Regions from separate parts of the Homo sapiens genome. Here region 1 is linked to region 2. Evidence: chromatin loops called from intact Hi-C (ENCODE). Cell type or tissue: mammary epithelial cell. All regions are shown on one strand. Each heading gives the region's core, and the rest is flanking DNA. Links, peaks and the distances in the headings are about the cores only. Region 1 overlaps LINC01162 (long intergenic non-protein coding RNA 1162). Region 2 overlaps LINC01162 (long intergenic non-protein coding RNA 1162).

Region 1 (4,398 bases), core at 200-4,199, 50 kb before region 2:
AGAGAATGACATTTCTGTCTTCCTTTTTTTTTTTCAGACGGAGTCTCACTCTGTCGCCCAGGCTGGAGTGCAGTGGTGCCATCTCGGCTCACTGCAACCTCCACCTCCCTGGTTCAAACAATTCTCCTGCCTCAGCCTCCCGAGTAGCTGGGACTACAGGCACACGCCACCACGCCCGGCTAATTTTTTGTGTTTTTCGTAGAGACAGGATTTCACCATGTTGGCCAGGCTGGTCTGACCTAAGGGGATCTGCCCGCTTTGGCCTCACAAAGTGCTGAGATTATAGGCGTGAGCCACCGCATCTGACCTTCTGTTCTCCTTTTGGTAGCTGAAATTCCTCTGTACTATTTCTGATCCTGTGTAAATAGGTTGGAATAGGATTCTGCCTTTCAGTTTTCATCCTTTCTTTCTCATCGTCCTCCTCTTTTTTCTTTCTCTCATTTTATGTCTACCTGTCCTTTCTTTTGGCTCTTATTTCTATATCTATAACAGTGAATTGTTAGAGAACAGGGTGAATACAATGGGACATAGAACACCTGGTGGTAAATATCCTGCTCCCTTTCTTCTTCAAAGCTAGTCAAACTCTAGTTTAATGAGTTTCTATCAGTTTTGTTTTCTAACGTCAATCAAAAGGGAGAGTTAGAGAAAAGGGAGAACACGTGGGAAAATGCATAAGCAAAGATAATACTATGAAAATAACAAGGCCGAGCGCGGTGGCTCACACCTGTAATCCCAGCACTTTGGGAGGCCGAGGCGGGTGGATCACGAGGTCAAGAGATCAAGACCATCTTGGTCAACATGGTGAAACCCTGTCTCTACTAAAAATACAAAAATTAGCCAGGCATGGTGGCGTGTGCCTGTAGTCCCAGCTACTCGGGAGGCTGAGGCAGGAGAATCACTTGAACCTGGGAGGTGGAGGTTGCAGTGAGCCGAAGGTTGCAGTGAGCCGAGATCGCACCATTGTACTGCAGCCTGGACAATAAGAGCGAAACTCTGTCTCGAACAACAACAACAAACGAAATGAAGGCCTTAAAAGTTGTCAGTCATTTGTTTCTAGTCGGCTATCTTCTCTTTGACTGTGCCTATGCTTGTGGAATACTTTCAATGGGATTAGAAACCTTAGTTGTTTGCTTGTTTTGATGGAACTTAGACTTTCTCCCTGCAGTAAGTAGCTGTGTTGAATTGCTAAAGCTGGAGTTCTGTTAATACTTGTGTTGCTACAGCTACAATATTTTAAGGAGGGGGAAAGAGCTAGTGACAGCCCGAACACAAAATCCTTACACAGACTCTTAGGTCATTTGTGCCTTGCTTCCTTCTCCATACCTTTTTGGTCACAGCTGGAGAGTCCTTGGTCATTGGTTGTACACCTTTGCTCTTCTGATAAAATTTCAGAGTTAGTATATGGGCAGTTTCAGGGGGGGTGTGGATGGTGGCCTGAACATTGTGCCTGGGCTGCCAAGACATGGCACACCCTCTTTCCCTCTTCCTGCCAAACTTTGGCTGTGCTGTTTTTGACCACATGTAAACAACTGAACCATAGCTAGAAGGGAGATCATCAAACTCTTTCTGTAAAGGACCAGATAGTAAATATATCAGGTTTTGCAGGCAAGATACTCCTTTTGCAACTATCCATCTTTGCTGCTGAAGTGCAAAAGCAGCCATAGATATAAACCAATGGGTGTGGCTATGTTCAAATAACATTTATGTATGAACACTGAAATCTGAATTTCATATACATTTTAAATATCACAAAATATTATTCTTCTTTTGATTTTTTCCTCAACTGTTTACAAATACAGAAACCGTTTATAGCTTGGAGGCTGTACAAAAACAAGGCGGTAGACTGGATTTGGTCTGAGTGCTGTGGTTTGCCAATCAGGAATGAGAACATTGTCCTTTGTTATGTTACCACGCACCACAAGTTTAGTGGCTTAACATGACAGCCGTTTACTTGTTTAGCTTGCCATTTGTTGGCTGGCAATTTGGGTGGGCTCAACTGGGTGGTTTTTGACTAGGTTCAGTCATACAACTGTGGTCAACTATTGGTCAGCTAGTTGGCTCTGTTTCTGGGAGGTGGTTGGCTAGGGCAACAAAGTTGACGGCCATGTGTCTCTCATCATTCAGCAGGCTAACCTGTGCTCGTTCACATGCTGGTTCTAGGATTAGCCAAAACAGGCAAGCTCCCATATGCGAGCACTTTTTGAGGTTCTGCTGGTGTCACTTTGCAATTGTCTCATTGTTTCAAGCAAGTCATCTGGTCTCGTCCAGAGTGTGGGGAAGAACTAAGCGTGTGGATACAGGCAGGCATGAATGATTAGGGTCTATTACTGCTACGTCTTATCACAGAAGGCCTCTAGTGTTGATGATTTATATCCTTTCTGCATTCATAATATGTTTCCTCCCAAGACCCCCTAAATCTCATCCAATCACAGCATCATACTCAATGTCCAGGATCTCTTGTTTGATAATTATGTTTAGGAGTGACTTTTTGGATGCAGATCCTCTTGTTCCAGCTGCATTAAAAAGATAAATTATGCAGTGAGAAGACAAACACATGATAACTGCAGTAGACACTGCTATTGGAAGGAGGGAAAATTGGAAACACGTAGCAATCACTGGTTCATAGAAATTCCGAAACCCGGGCCGGGTGCGGTGGCTTACGCCTGTAATCCCAGCACTTTGGGAGGCCGAGGTGGGTGGATCACGAGGTCAGGAGATCGAGACCATCCTGGCTAATGGTGAAACCCCATCTCTACTAAAATACAAAAAATTTGCTGGGCGTGGTGGCGGGCGCCTGTATTCCCAGCTACTCGGGAGGCTGAGGCAGGAAAATGGAGTGAACCTGGGAGGCGGAGGTTGCAGTGAGCCGAGATGGCGCCACTGCACTCCAGCCTGGGAGACAGAGCGAGGCTCTGTCTCAAAAAAAAAAAAAAAAAAAAAAAAAAAAGAAAAGAAATTCCGAAACCCAGCCGGGCATAGATTTTCAGATCCTTGTACTTCAAGGTGAGAAAATTTTCCTTGATTGGGCTAAGATTCCACTTCTGGCAGCTGTTTCTCCAGAGTCTTATTTTCTACTGCTCTCTGGAAGTAGTACTGTAGTCCATTGTGCATCACAGTTCTTGCCTGTGTCCTCTGAAACGTCATTCCTTTTTAATAAGAAATGGCCTCTGTATGCAGCTGAATACCTTCCTCAACCTTCATTCCTGTATAATGTTGGGAGCCCAGAAGCCTCTTTTTGTTTCAAGGTGATGTGAATATTTCAGTCCAAGATAGTGGTGCTTTTGTTGGCACAATTGACTTCAGGGTTTTTAGAACTTCCTACAAGGCAGATTCAGGTTCACTCCATACCCCAGAAGCCACATCCATAATTTTTATTGAGAGAGACTTTTTATTTATTTATTTATTTTTTTGAGATGGAGTTTCGCTCTTGTTGCCCAGGTTGGAGTGCAATGGTGCAATCTCGGCTTACCACAACCTCCGCCTCCTGGGTTCAAGCAATTCTCCTGCCTCAGCCTCCCGAGTAGCTGGGACTATAGGCATGCGCCACCACGCCCAGCTAATTTTGTATTTTTAGTGGAGACGGGGTTTCTCCATGTTGGTCAGGCTGGTCTTGAACTCGCGACCTCAGGTGATCCACCTGCCTGGGCCTCCCAAAGTGCTGGGATTACAGGCATGCGCCACCAAGCCCGGCCGAGAGAGACTTTTTACTTTGGTGTGTCAGCCTGCTGGGGAAAACAATCTTTAAAAATCTTAAAAGCCATTTTTGTCTGAGTGTCTACTATGTGTAATCTTAAATTTTTCAGAGTTTTTAACAAAGGGACTTACAGTCACACTTTGATTTGATCTTTACCCTGAGGCCATTTCTTACCTTGACAATTTTTTACTGACAGGGAAGATTGGAGATAAGGAAAAATTTATTTTCTTCGCAGCATGTTCCAGCCCCTCTATATATCTCCTAAGTTCTGCTTATAAACAGAATTTTTTAAAGCTCATCTCTCCTTTCTAGTACTTTATCATAGGCAGCTAAAAGAAGCCAATTAACAAGTTTAACTTTCTGTGAGGCTGTCTCCATTAATCAAATCCAGAAGTTCATTAGTTGCTGCAGGTAACATTTTATCAATTGTTCCACAACTACTAATTTCAAATAACTATTTTTCTAGACTGCCATAGTCATTTCTTTGCTACTTTTGCAGCCTCTGTTAACAGTGTGCTTACCATTTTTCAAGGCTTCATAGTCACTTTGCTGCTTTTCCAGCTTCTACCAGCCACATCACATCATTCCAAAGCCAAGATGCCACGTTTTTGGTTTCTGTTGCAGAAACGCCCCACTTCTAGGTACCAATGTCTTTCTCAATTATCTATTGTTGCAAACAAGGCATTCCCCAAATTTAGTGGCTT
Region 2 (4,398 bases), core at 78-4,077:
CACACATACTTCTTCTTATTTTACTGTGGTTGTTTTGGTTGTGTTGGTTGTTTCAGATTGCTCTGGGTCTGTAAGCAAAATTTAAAGGTTTTTTTTTTTTTTAAGTAAAAAAAATGTAGAAAAGAAAAAGCTGGAGGAAAGACGAGGAGAAGTAGTAGCAAAAATCATTCCTTAGTGCACTTGCTATAGGACTGCAACCTAAAGAAAGGCTAAAAGTTGACTAGTGAACCTTAAGCAGTTTTAAAATATGCTCACATTAATCAATATTTCTCCAAATATCGTATCAGTACAAAATTTCAACAGCAAGAGTAAGCACCTTTTCACCAAGTTGTAGGCAACTGAAAATGCTTCTCAATAAAACATTTTCCAATCTCAGCTCAGAGAAATAATAATCTTTTAAAAATGTAGTGCTTAGAAGGTTGGAAGAAAGAGCAGAAGATTGCAAAACTAGGCACAAGAAGTCCACCAGCTGTTAGAAAGTTCAAAAAGTCAATAAATGAAGCTAAATACTAGTCTTCTAAAGTCATTTTTCAGGTAAGATAAATAGGGTCTTTTTCACCTTAAATTCTCATTTGACAGTATCCCAGCACATGTCTCGGCTATTAATACACTTGGGTAGCCTCAGGGAGACTTTCAAAAAGTGGGTCTTAAGACACTGATATTCTTGTCTCCAGACTCATGAGTCATTTGGACGCAAGCATTGAATTTAAGAAGTAGTCACTTCCTCACCGTTGAGGCGCTGGTAGAAAACACATGATTATTGTATTGGAGATTCAATAAACATTCTTTCATTTTCAAAGTAGATTCTCACAACACTATTATGAAACCTTTCACTACTGGGTCTTTGGTGGGAAACGAATAACATGTCTTAAATTTGTCCCTAGACCCATGGCTCTGACCATCTCTGCATACCCCTCCCCAAATAAAGACAGTGAGGTACAATAGGGAGCAGCCACAGATGCTGGTCATGAATTTCTTCTAGCTAATAGGAAATAGACTCTGTTAATTTTTTTTTTTTTGACATAAGGTTTTCTGTGGCATTGGAGCTATTTTAATGGGGATTTGTTGCTAGGAGAATTCTACGATCACTTTTTAAAAGATGGATGTCTGATGTTTGCATTTTTAAAAATTACTGAAATGTTCTTCAGTCTTGGTTTAGTTACAGAAGGTTAGCTGAGATTGAGGTAGAGAGCATATTTTTAAAGTATGGAAACCTAATCCTGTGTGTGTGTGTGTGTGTGTGTGTGTTTATGAATACACAGAGTAAGCTTTAAAGAACTGGCTCCTCCATATTAAACATTAAGTAGTTTGTTACAATGATATGCACTATGTATCAACTATATGTAAGGCACTATGCTGAAGGTAGCCAAGGGAGAACAGTCTTGGCTCCTAAGGATCTTTTGATGTAGTGAATTTATGTTATATGTTTTTGTCTTTTACATTAAGTTATTTGGATCCTAACAATAACGCCCCTTATTTGGAGATACATATACTTTTTGAATAGTCTCTAACTATAGAAGCGACTTGGAAACATAGAAATGCTTATATCTGTAACCAGTTCATAGGCAGTTGGTGCTTAGCTTCTTTTGGCACAAAAAAAGAAGTTAGTCTACAAATCAATATTTAATGAAGGAGCAAATAAAATACAATATCCTATTAAAATATTATGTAATTTCTGCATGTTGCTTATAAATGATTTTTCATTTATGGCAGTGTAAGTAAGAGGAGAGCTGTTTTTAAAAATCTTTTGAAGCAAATAAGAGAAAACTATGTCAGGTCTCTAATATTGCCATTAGGAAAAAAAAAACCATTTTGGCTCAGAACTCTGGCATTTTAATCAGTTTTTTATTTCCTATTGTAATGACTCCTGTTTCGTGTCCATGAGTTTTGTGGTAGCTGGTTAAGTGACTCAAGAAATAGTTTTGTGGTAATATAATAGTTTTGTTTCAACTATAATATACAAAATGTGCTAGGCAATGTCCAATTAAATGAAATATACTTCACGGGTGAAAAGACTCATGTAATATCCTAAGGTGCCTTAGTCAGATTTATAACAGCCAATTTATAGGCAGGCATAATATTACCCAATTAGCAACCTTGGCTTTATGAATCAATTGCATTATGTATTTTTAGATTTCAACATCTCTTGTGGTCAATCATCTTTCAACATCGAGTACTCAAATGCAATTTCAAAATGAGGGAGCCAGAATCATTGAATGACATAGATGCTTGGCCAGTTGTTTTATGATGCTGGTTATTGAGAAAGTTAATAGTTCTCTGTTGATAGCAATCATGTATCTCTAACAATACTATCATCAAATTAAATGCTATAGAAGTTAGCTGGTATGCTTAAAATATTATTAGGGAATATATATTATCAGTGAATATATATAATACATATATAAAATAAATATGTATTTTATATTTTAGCTATATAAAAGTAAAATAAAATAAAATTTAATTTTTTATTAATCATCTCATAGTGGGGTTTTCCAAGTATTTATTGTATTTGGTGAAGGAAAGAATGGATTTTATTCAATAGAATGGTGGGGCAGGCCCGCATGTCATTCAGTCCAAAATAATTGTGCACATTTCTTTTTAAAAAAATAAACTACTAAGATGAAAGCTAATATAGAAGGAAGATGCAACAAAGACCTCTATATAGAACAGCTCACTGTCAATTCACCAACAACTGTATCATCTAACATCCACTTACTGAATATTCAGCTTATCTGTTGACTAGTTTGTTTAGAACTCAATCCCTTGTTGAATGGCTTTGTAATTGTTTGAGTTCTCTCTCTCCCTCTCTCTCTTACTGGCTCTTTCTCTTTCCCTCTCTCTCCCTCTTTATAAATTCTTAGAATTAACCAATAAAACACTTAGTTTGTCTTAGGCAATGCTGCTTAATATTATGCCCTTTATAATTGATAGAACCGTTTTGTACACTTTTATTTTGTATGTACATCTATATCTACATATTTATATCTATATAGTACCTATATCTACATAGATATACATATTTATCTACCGTACTTTTCAATATTTTAAGCACTTTTTAAAATCTAAAGACTTATTCTTTTATGTTTGATTTTAAGGGAATTAATTTAAGATGGGCTAAAGATTTGGAGACATTTTCCTAGTAGAGAACTTATAAGAATGCTGGATAAATTTTTTAAAATAATAATTTAAATGCATGGCTTGATTCAATGGAAAGTAAGAAAAGTCCTTGGAGGCTAGGAACAAAGATAAGTTAAGGATGCTAAAAATGGAGCCAGCATTGAAACCAGTCTGCCCTGAGACATCAGTTGATCTCTGCAGGCATGGGAGCTCGGACTACATCTGTAGGAAGACGAGAGGCAATGTCTGAGGACAAAACAATGAGAGTTTGGTTGCAGACTGGTGAAGGAACACCAAAAGGGTGTTCAGAGAGTGACCTGTAACTGTTTCTCCCAGGGAGAGAACGTAGAGATACTTGCCTATATTGATCCTGGCCTTAGGTAAAGAGTTAAAAAGAAAGTGTCCTTTTAGAATTGATTCTCACAAGCCCATCCTCCTAAGGCTTTAGGGCCGGAGTTTATACTATTACACTACTGTGGGGGGGAAAAAGAGATAAAAACTCAGGCTGACTTATAGTTTAAAGGGATTCCAGGCTGAGAGGGTCTGTTTTTCCTGGAAGAGACAAATGCGAATACATTTTGGAGCAACAAAATTTAAATCCAGACCATAATATTTCCCATAAATAAAGTTCCAGGAAATATGAGCTTATAATAATCACAAGCATATAACAAAACAAACCACTATGCATGAGAGTCTGCATTAAAAAACAATAAATAGGCCAGGCGTGGTGGCTCACACCTATAATCCCAGCACTTTGGGAGGCCAAGGCAGGCGGATCACGAGAGGTCAGGAGTTCCAGACCAGCCTGGTCAATATGGTGAAACCCTGTCTGTACTAAAAAAAAAATACAAAAATTAGCCAGGCATGGTGGCGGCCACTGTAGTCCCAGCTACTCAGGAGGCTGAGGCAGGAGAGTCGCTTGAACCCAGGAGGCATAGGTTGCAGTGAGCCGAGATCTCACCATGGCACTCTAGCATGGGCAACAGAGTGAGACTCCGTCTCAAAAAAAAAAAAAATAAATAATAATAATAATAAACAAAAACTATACAAAGAGACCCACAGAAAGTATAGATTTTGGAATTAGCAGAAACAAAAGATTAATACATTAAAAATAATAAAAGACTCTCAAGGTATGATGAAGAAATAAAAGAAAAATAATCAGACACTTTTGAAAAAGAACAAAGTAGAACTTCTAAAAATGAAAACTGCAAAAATTGAGACTAGAAAATAACAGTTGTGTTAAACATCAGATTAGACACAGCAGAAGATAAAATTATTGAA

Evidence for each region. Peaks named below come from ENCODE experiments on the same cell type or tissue, not always from the same donor. Only the 100,000 strongest peaks of a DNase experiment are listed, where the experiment ranks them.
Region 1: it touches region 2 in a loop (4-fold over the local background); 1 of 110 quality-filtered maps calls a loop at or near these places.

What each region holds. Positions count from the first base shown.
Region 1 is chr7:20,845,006-20,849,403 of GRCh38, forward strand. All of the region lies in intron 1 of LINC01162 (long intergenic non-protein coding RNA 1162), which reads left to right. Among named protein-coding and RNA genes, the nearest start is that of LINC01162, 12 kb to the left of the region's middle. In mammary epithelial cell, for the core only: no CTCF peak of the experiment used is centred there; no DNase peak of the experiment used is centred there.
Region 2 is chr7:20,895,078-20,899,475 of GRCh38, forward strand. All of the region lies in intron 2 of LINC01162 (long intergenic non-protein coding RNA 1162), which reads left to right. Among named protein-coding and RNA genes, the nearest start is that of LINC01162, 62 kb to the left of the region's middle. In mammary epithelial cell, for the core only: no CTCF peak of the experiment used is centred there; DNase peaks (open chromatin) are centred at 684 and 2,084; H3K27ac peaks cover 2,782 bases.